Linked DNA regions of Mus musculus: region 2 is linked to region 1. Evidence: chromatin contacts called from ENCODE Hi-C or POLR2A ChIA-PET data. All regions are on one chromosome and are shown on one strand. Each heading gives the region's core, a stretch centred on a gene start or an enhancer-like site at or near the end of the contact. The rest is flanking DNA. Distances are from core to core; before and after follow the strand shown.

The links. Hi-C counts contacts between places; a loop is a spot of excess contacts on that map. ChIA-PET counts read pairs that join two places held with the same protein, here RNA polymerase II (POLR2A).
Region 2: a map of heart shows a loop between it and region 1 (6-fold over the local background). The contact joins the promoter of Papss1 here to the promoter of Ostc in region 1. A Hi-C loop is called at or near these places in 3 of 37 maps with a recorded cell type or tissue (all heart). POLR2A ChIA-PET finds 5 or more read pairs at or near these places in 1 of 5 experiments (embryonic stem cell).

What each region holds. Positions count from the first base shown.
Region 1 is chr3:130,707,131-130,711,859 of GRCm38, reverse strand. Ostc (oligosaccharyltransferase complex subunit (non-catalytic)) reads left to right here and starts at 2,416. Exons shown (of 4, transcript NM_025509.3): 1 at 2,416-2,623. The coding sequence starts at 2,485.
Region 2 is chr3:131,561,865-131,566,260 of GRCm38, reverse strand. Papss1 (3'-phosphoadenosine 5'-phosphosulfate synthase 1) reads right to left here and starts at 1,493. Exons shown (of 12, transcript NM_011863.2): 1 at 1,278-1,493. The coding sequence starts at 1,337.

The DNA of each region.
Region 1 (4,729 bases), core at 1,167-3,666:
TCCTTACTTCTCTGTAGCTAGCAGTAAAGATGGTATCGCCGTGGATCTTCTGAAATCTGCTCGGTTTCTTAGAAATAGCACCTTGGAAACAATGTGGCGTGACCCAGAGGCCAGAGATGATGTCTCTGGGCTGCTGATGCCAGAGATGCAGAGAAAGAAACAAAACCAAAGATACATGAAGAAAGCACAATCGTCAGGGGACACACTGAAGAGTCTGAAGCTATGGAAGAGGCTCAGTCACTGATCCAGTCAACACGTAGCTAATGGGTCCTACTATGCCAGCTGGTCAAAAGCTCTGAAGATTCAGTAATAAAGCAGACATTGCCCCCGAACTTATGACATCGAGTTTCTGATCATAACAAATATCCACCATCTCTTGGATACAAGCAGACCTATATAACCTATACTATACTATACTATACTATACTGTACTATAACCAGCTAATCCTTGGAGAACACAGCACTGTATTCTTTGGTAGAAAGTAACTGCCATGTTATAACTGGGAACTCTTTAAACTTTTCGAACATAGAATATAACATATTGAACATGCATATTACATACAAACGTTGTTCGTATGTAATTGGTAGTATTTTGGAAAAGGCATAGTCTACAGTTTTATCACACACACGTTTGTTTTTATGTTCCTTTAGACTTTCGTCAGTGCACGATGCCTGAAAAATGCACACATGAATGAGTCAGTTCTCCACGGGCCTCTTTTTCACTCCCGCTATTCTTCATTTCAGACCTGCCCTGAGCATCTCTCCATTTCAGGAAAAATGAACTTCTTTGGCATCACATGTGCTGGTTCCCCAGTATCTCACTATATTGATGCTTCACCAGATATTTATTTAATCTACCCATTTTCAATTTAGTATTTTAAAGTTTTAGAAATAATGACCGTAGTTTAAAAAAAATACTGTCTCTTAAAACTAATGATGTTTCTTCTAATTAAAAACGTTTCAGAGTTTTAACTCAGCCTAGCATATTTGTAGCACTAATTTTGATCCTGGCACCTTTTTAAAAAAGAGAGAGAGAGAAAAAAAAGAAAACCAAAATAATTATGCAGTGAGAAGGATCTGGGCAATGTTACTCCAGCTTTTTATTTATTTATTTTTTTAATGGTTTTTTGAGACAGGGTTTCTCTGTATAGCCTCAGCTGTCCTGGAACTCACTCTGTAGACCAGGCTGTCCTCAAACTCAGAAATCTGTCTGCCTCTGCCTCCCAAGTGCTGGGATTAAAGGTGTGTGCCACCACTGCCCGGCGGTACTCCAGCTTTGTGAGTTAATGAAATACAAGCATGGTATGACACAGCTTGACATGATATCCATATTGTATGTTTTTGAAAAAAAATATATTCATCGCCAGTTCACACTTCATATTTCTGTTGCTTATAGTAAAACTAACAGTAGATGATTTTAGTTCCTTAACTCCTGCTGTGGCTCAAATTTTAAAATCTGAATGGTCCAAGCCACTAACATTTCTACCCCCATTGGCTTGTTATGTTGCTTAAGCTTTTTATCATAGGATACGGGAACGATAAGAGGCACTGCAGCGGAGCTTCTGTATTCCAAAAACATTTCCCCCCTCCTTGCTGTTTTATAATAGCCCGTTATTTCCTTGATTGATCAGGATTACTGTCTCTAGCTAGTAAAGTCCTTTCTTATTTACATTTGATACCTTGGCAGGAAGACACCTGAAGTAGCCAGGTGGCAGGATTTTCCGTTCCAATTTTAGTATTTATGGTGCTGAAGCCGGCGCCCTACTAAGCAGGTAATTAAGGTGAGAAACCAGAATGACTTCAAGATTTTTGGCCTGGGTGATTTTTACTAACTCAGGCGTGACTGAAAATGGTTTAAAGTAATATTTGTTCTGTCACAGTTTGTGGTTGACATGGACTGTGTGGGTTTTATTCATTTATTATTATTATTTTTTATAAAGCCCATACTACTTTGGCAATTACTGCCAATTAGCGTCGCTATACAGCATGAAGAAAAAGCTCAGCGAATTAGAGCTTTTTAAAGCCCCGAGGGGAGACCTCCAATACTAAAAGGGAGCACACATCTAAACTTTCATTCATCCTCCAGCTCTATGAACTTAAGAGTTTCCAGCAGCCAATCAGCTCTCAAGTAGGTGGCGTCAGCAAGTGGGCGGGGCAGTGGGGATGCTAATCTCTCCGCTTCTGTGGCTTGGCCACGTAGGACGCCTTGCAGGTCCTGGAAGGTATATAATAAACAATGATCTCTCAGTAAGAAAAAAGCTTCTAACCCACACTCAAGCCTAAAAACGACCATTATTATTTATTTTTAAATATGTATATTATTTATCAGGTTAGTGCAATTTCTTTCTTTCTACAGTGAATATCTTGTCTCCTTCTGACTTCTACAGACCTGTGGTCCTCGGCTTACGCATGCGCAGTAGGCGGGCGTGTTTCCGGGCGGTGCGGGAGGCTGGAGGCCAGAGGGCTGGCCCTACCGCCGGGGACATGGAGACTCTGTACCGAGTCCCATTCTTAGTGCTCGAATGCCCCAACCTGAAGCTGAAGAAACCGCCCTGGGTGCACATGCCGTCGGCTATGACGGTGTACGCCCTGGTAGTGGTATCTTACTTCCTCATTACCGGAGGTAACTCGGCCGTGATGGGTCGGGTGGGCGCGCAGGCTGCTCGCTCCGGAGGCGCGTGGCCCCCGAGCCGGGCCCCGTAGGCTCACGCCTTTCACTGGAAAGAGATGGTCTCCTCTCTGCCCGCTTTTTCCTTCGAGCGCTGAGTTGGATATAATTGTCAAGTCCAGCTAGTTGTTATTTCTTGCTGTGCATTGTTTGACCAGGGTCTTGGGAACATCATTTTTGAATCACTGTGTTTCCTTGGTTGGTCGAGAGAGTGTGGGACTTTTATTAAACTAATCGTGAGGACCCTGAAATCGTGGAAGAGATCTGATAACCTTTGAGTTTGTTAGTTCAGACCCCAGGGGCTTGGATTGCTTTATGTCAAATCACAGGAATGAGAAGGGAACTTACCGAAGCCACGGTTTTTTTGAGAAATACGTGAGATTGGAATTGAGGCTTGCAAAAAGATGGTGTATCTCAGAGGGCAGAAAATGGGACTCAGAAAATAGAAGGGAAGCAGTGCTTTTTAGATATCTGTCACCAAATCCCTTAAGTGGAAAATGCAGAGGGGTGTGGCTTTGCCTATTGGTGAGTTGGCAGTCCGTCTGCAGGCTCTAGAGCACCCTTTGGAGCGACAGTTCCAGGATGTATCCAGGACTGGGCTTCAGGAATTTAGGAAGTAGTGTACTACTTAATTCAGAAAATTAAAAAGATTTTTGGTTAGCAAAAGTGGTTCAACTTTTTTTAGGGTGTGTGTAGACATATTGCTATTGCTTAACTGCTTTCTGAGGCTACTTGGCATATTTGAAGAGGTAGAAGACAGTATTTAACTGTAGAGTTGGCATTCTACGGAGTGCACATTAACGGAAATGCTAAAGGCCACTTTAAACATTGTTGTTGTTGTTTAAGAAAAAAAAAAAAAAAGACATTACCTGGTGTGTGTGGCGTTAACATTCACTTTTGCTCAGCACAGTGAATCGTGAATATGACACCTAATGCCTTGGGCTTTAAGAACTTAGTGTTCATTCTTGCCAGCTTGTTTCTTGACTTTTGCTTCCTTTGGAGACAGTTTTTGTGAGAAGCCTCAGCTTTCTATTGGGCCACAGTTTTGGTGGTTTTAGAATGGGGTTTGGGGGGAATTTCGCTGCCCCAACCACTGGGTCAAAATGGAAGGGCGCATTTTGTACATTTACCGTTTGGCTTCTGGAATGGCTTCTTCTCAGCATGGCGAGAAGCATGGCAGTCGTGTGCAGGCAGACGTGGTGCTGGGAGAGCTGAAAATTCTAATGGACAGCTTTCTAAAAACTGAGTGTACCTGTACCTAAGCAATGTTGCTGGGAAGGACAGGCGACACTGACTTTCTGTTAACTCAGTGCTGGGATAACAGCAAAGAAAATATAATGACTCTGCCCTCCATAGAAGGTAGTGGAGACATGCTAACTACCGCACAATTGCTTTCTGCTACACAGTAGAGTTTAGAAGCATTGATTTAATTCCAGTATGTTTCCTGGAGAAATGATCTGTTAGTCTGAGTTTGAATGGTTAGAAGGGTCATACTAGAAAAGAAAAAAAAAAAAAGTGTGGACCAACGTGGACCAGGAGACTAGTGAGGTGTTTTGTTCACTTAGACCAGCACTTCTGGCATTTTTCCTCCTATGTGTCCCCATTTTTCCTGACAGATTTTTGCACAACCTTGGGTAAATAGGCATATGTAATAGGTATAAGGTCAAACTTTTACTAGTAAAAGTAACTAGTAAGCTTACTTTACAACAACAATTTGCTAGATACACAATTTATGCTAGTTTTTTCTTATCATGTATACATGTACATATGCATGCATGCCTGCCACTCAGAAGGGGACACTAGATTTCATCATAGATGGTTCAGAGCTACCATGTGGTTTCTGGGAGTTGAACTTAGGACCTCTGAAAGAGCAGTTAATACTCTTAACCTCTGAACCTTCTCTCCAGCCCCTGTTGTGGTATTTTTTAAAGCTGAAAGCAAATTCACATACTAATGAGACAATGTGCCTCTGTATTTTCCATAGAGAATGGAATCTTAGCTGCATATTTGATACTGCAGGATGTAGAGCAGCCTCAGTGTTCATCAGAGCCTTGTTACTCT
Region 2 (4,396 bases), core at 244-2,743, 860 kb before region 1:
GCTCACAACTACCTGTAACTGCAGCCCGAAGGGGATCCTACACACCCTTCTGGAACATCAGGCGCGCACCTGGTGCATACACATACACACAGGGAAAACACTCAGACTCAAAAAATAACAAAATGATCTTTAAATAAATGACTTATAGACAGACAGTATTACTGAAACTTCTTTGAAATACTCCAATTTAGTCAACTTACCTCCCTATCCGTAAAATCCTGTTAGCAACAATAGTGATGCTGAATCGGAGTTTCAGAGCAATGGTTTCGTTGCTCTTTCACCTTCGTTATCTTCTCTACTCAGAAAGACAATCCTGAGAAGGACACACTGTTACACCCTCCAGTCACCTGAGATTCAGAGTGGAGTGACTGTCCTCAAGATCACCCAACTTACAAACAGCAAGGCGGGGGACTGGAGCCCACGCCAGGAGTCTGTCCCTTCCAACCTCCTAATCTCCCTTTTATCTCACATCCCTCTCACCTTCTAAGAAGTTAAGGTAAAGGATGAAAGAAGACAGTGAGAATTCTTGAATCTGACAGCAGACGTGGCAAATCAATGACTTCAAAAGAACACTAGCCTGAAACAGCGTTTTTTTTTTTAACTTTCTCCTGACTCACCAAGGGCAGGTGATGATTTACAAGATTAAATTAAACTTCATGATCCTGTTACCTGCGGAATAAAAGAAAAAAAAAATCCATCTAACGCTGAAGCAGGGCCTTTGCAGCCTCCAAAGTTGGATGGTCTCCAGCTTCGCGCTTACCATCTTAGCTGCCACCACCAATGAATAAACTACAGAAGTAAACGACCCTCTGAAGCCATAGCACTTGGCCAATGAAGCCAACTGGCACTCGCTGTTCAATGTTAGAAACTATTAATCTTCCCACACCTAACTGTCACCAGAAATCGAGTCTTTAAAAGTATGTCTGTGTCCGACATTCCAATTTAAAACAGAGACACAAAGAACCTCAGTCCTGCAGTCCCGATCCATGAATGACCACATTGTTATTCTCTCAGTACACTGCAACTCAGAAACGTAAAGACTCGGAGACCGACCCAAACCTGGGCCAAGCACACCCGGAACGTGCAGAGGCGCCTCCGTCTGCCTCCGCCGCAGCCCTCCGCCTCGCCAGCCTAGGGGACAGCTCCGGGCCTGGACTCGCCTTCACCGGCCGCCGCCGCCCGGGTCCCCGCCCCCGGCTCCCGCAGGATGCACGGGCAGCCCGCGGTTCCCACAGCCACCCACGCTCCCCGCGCTCCGGCCTGCGGCCACCACTCACCCAGTTCTGCGCGTTATTGCTCAGCTTGACTTTCTTGCACAGACTCCCAGGAATCTCCATGGCCGCGGAGCGCGGATGCACTGCTGCTGAGAGCCCCGGGGCCGAGCAGTGGGAGAGAGGCCGAGGGGCGGGGCGGAGCAGGGAGAAGGGGCGGGGCCTGCACCCCGGGCTCAGGCGCGCGCTGACGTGCGCTCCAGCTAGTGATCGCCTCGGCTGGAGCTAGGCATCCGAGCAGCGTGGAGGGCGGGGCGAAGCGGAGGCGCGGGGTCGAGACCTCAACATCCAATCACCAGGAGGGGCGCTTGAAGCTCCGCCTTGACCCAGGACGAGGGGCGTGGTCTGAGGGTTTGTTGAAGAGAGCCTTCAGATGCTGAGCATGCGCAGTGAGCGAGGCGGAGCGACGCCTGCAGAGCTGGGCGTGGGAGACGCTCCCTAGAGCTGAGGCTGGTAGGGGAAGAAGCTGACGTGGGCTCCTGCTGCTCTCTAGCTTTTCTTCCGCAAACACTGCACAGGCTCGATGTGTGCGCTTGTCAACTAGGCCGACTTTGAAAAAATGTTTCCCAGCCCTGCAAAAAGTAGGATTACTTAAGTGAATTCACCATTACATGTTGCTCACCGCTTTGCAATCCTACTCAGTGCACAATGTTTTTTTGACATCAACTGTATCTCATCAAGGATTAGAAAGTATTTGTAAGGTGACGCCTTTCCCACTTGGAGAGCCGCTTTCTATCAGGAAATTTCTATGCAGTGTTTGTTGCCGCTGACTAGCCACAAAGGGGCTTCTCTAGTACTTGCTACTCATAGAGGACTAAAATCCAGGTTCCCTGGTACGCAAGGCGGAATGCTCACCTATAAAGGGCATTTCCAACCACATATAGTCCATGATCAGTTCGTAAAAGAATGGGGCTGGGAGGGGGAGGCCTTCTCCAGGAGTTATAACCCTTCGCACTCATCCCCATAACTTTAAGCTCACCATAACCATAACTGCAAACATCCACAGTCTCACAAAATTTAGCTGCTTACTCCGCTACTGATGACGACCAGTGATCACACACACACACACACACACACACACACACACACACACATATCAATCAACACTTGAGGCTTACTTGCATAGCCTATTGCTAGCAAGTCAGTTCCTATTTGCTCCACTGACAAAGTCTCAAATTAATCTCCCTCCTCCACGTCTAACAGGAGTCGTCATTGCACAGATACACGCGCCACACACCACACACACACACACATACACACCACGCACACAGAGAGACGCACACAACAAGTATCACTCCTCTGCCAACCTCTCTGTTCTCAATAGTGTCAGACAGGTACTTCTAACATGCAAATCAGATCTTATTCCTCCACCATATATATAAAATGTCTTTATTGCTTGCTTGTTTTGTCTTTCTTTCTTTCTTCCTTTCTTCCTTTCTTTCTTTCTTTCTGGTTTGTTTGTTTTTGTGTTCTTGAGTCAGGATGTCTCTTTATAGCCCTGGCTGTCCTGAAATTCACTCTGTAAACCAGGCTGACCTCAAACTCGGAGATCCACCTGCCTCTCACTCCTGAGTGCTGGGATTCAAGGCGTGTTCCATCCTTTAGCTCTATCTAGGGGATTCTTAATCTAATAGTATATAGGACTGAATTTCAATACAATTCTAAATTCTGCTTATAGCAGTCACAAGAATGAGACTAAAAGACTAAAAATAAGGACAATGATAAACAAGAAAATGTGGACAAAGGCCAATCACATATATTTATGAAAATGTCATAAAGAAACCTATTCTTTTGTATGCACCTAAAAAAATAATTGTTTTCTTTTAAAAGATTCTAAGTTTCAGACTAAGGTGGTGGGGGCGGGTGCCACCCAGAACCAGCCATTTCTCAGAGAGCCCCCATTCCTGCTCAAGGGAAATAGTGCATAGATACAGCTGGAGCCATGGGAGTCCTAATTGACTAAATTGGTCCTTACAGCTAAACTCTGTTGAAGCGTTCGCCCATCAAAAAGGCCACAATGAGAAGACTAAAGGGACAGCTACAAAATAAAAGGGACAACCGAGTGTATTTAAGTTCCGGTGCTTATAAACGTATTTTAAGAACAAATCCTTGAGAGGTGCTGTTGAACCAACTTTTTACTTTGCTGTGTAGCAGTAGTGCTTTTCCAACAGTATGATAGTGCACCGTCCAGGTGTCCAAAAAGCAAGAGCCAGATGAATTCCTGATACCTAAGTCGAGCCACTGAGCATAATTTAACTGTCAAATCTTTGTGATGCAAGCTCGTGTCCTGGGCAGTAGTTTGAACACTGTTGAGTCCTGCTTTCTGATGTCATCTCAAATCCATGTTACAGAAACCTCTTCCAAGATAGGTTTTGCTATAGTTTCCCTCTTAACCAGAGACACCTGAGAGGAAGTTTTTCTTTGTACTTATAAATTATCCTGACCGTACTTCTTCCCAGTTACTCAGCACCCCCTGTGAATATGTCAACGATGCCAAGGTTTTTCTCACTTGGACTGGTGAGAGTACAGATTCTTTCTGGGTCATTTGTCCTTGGACATTTGTAAGTGGCATTTCACATTTATAAGTGGCATTTCTCTGACTGGATTTGGCTCCTTCCCCTTGCTCTTGCTCAGGTGGACTTTGTGATCTCTGGAGCTCACTTTTCAAGTCTCTCTCCCTCCATCTCTGCTGTTCTGTCTTACAGTTCCATCTCTTTAGTTCAGATAAAGTTGATCTCTGCCCTGGCTCCGCCTCCCTGGACAATGGTCGGGACAGCTAATAGGCTGGGGCTAGGACTTAGTTTACCTTCCCATTGTTACTGGAGTTTTACAGAAAGTCATTGGTTCCTATAGGCCCAGCAGGGAATCACCTGCCACAATACACCAATTTAAGTAATGCCGAAAAAGCAATGGAGATTAAGTCAGTGTGGCATGTCGGGGGAGGGGAATATATAAATCGTTATGGTAACCCCCAAGGTTTATCTTTTGGTAGTGATATGCAATTTTACCTTTAAGTAGAGGTTAAGTACAGCTTTAAGTTGGAGGCAGGGAAAAGAGTGTGGCTTAGGTGATCATTATCTCAATTCTGGTTCTGCAAGGGGACCAAAATCAGTTCTCCTTGCCTA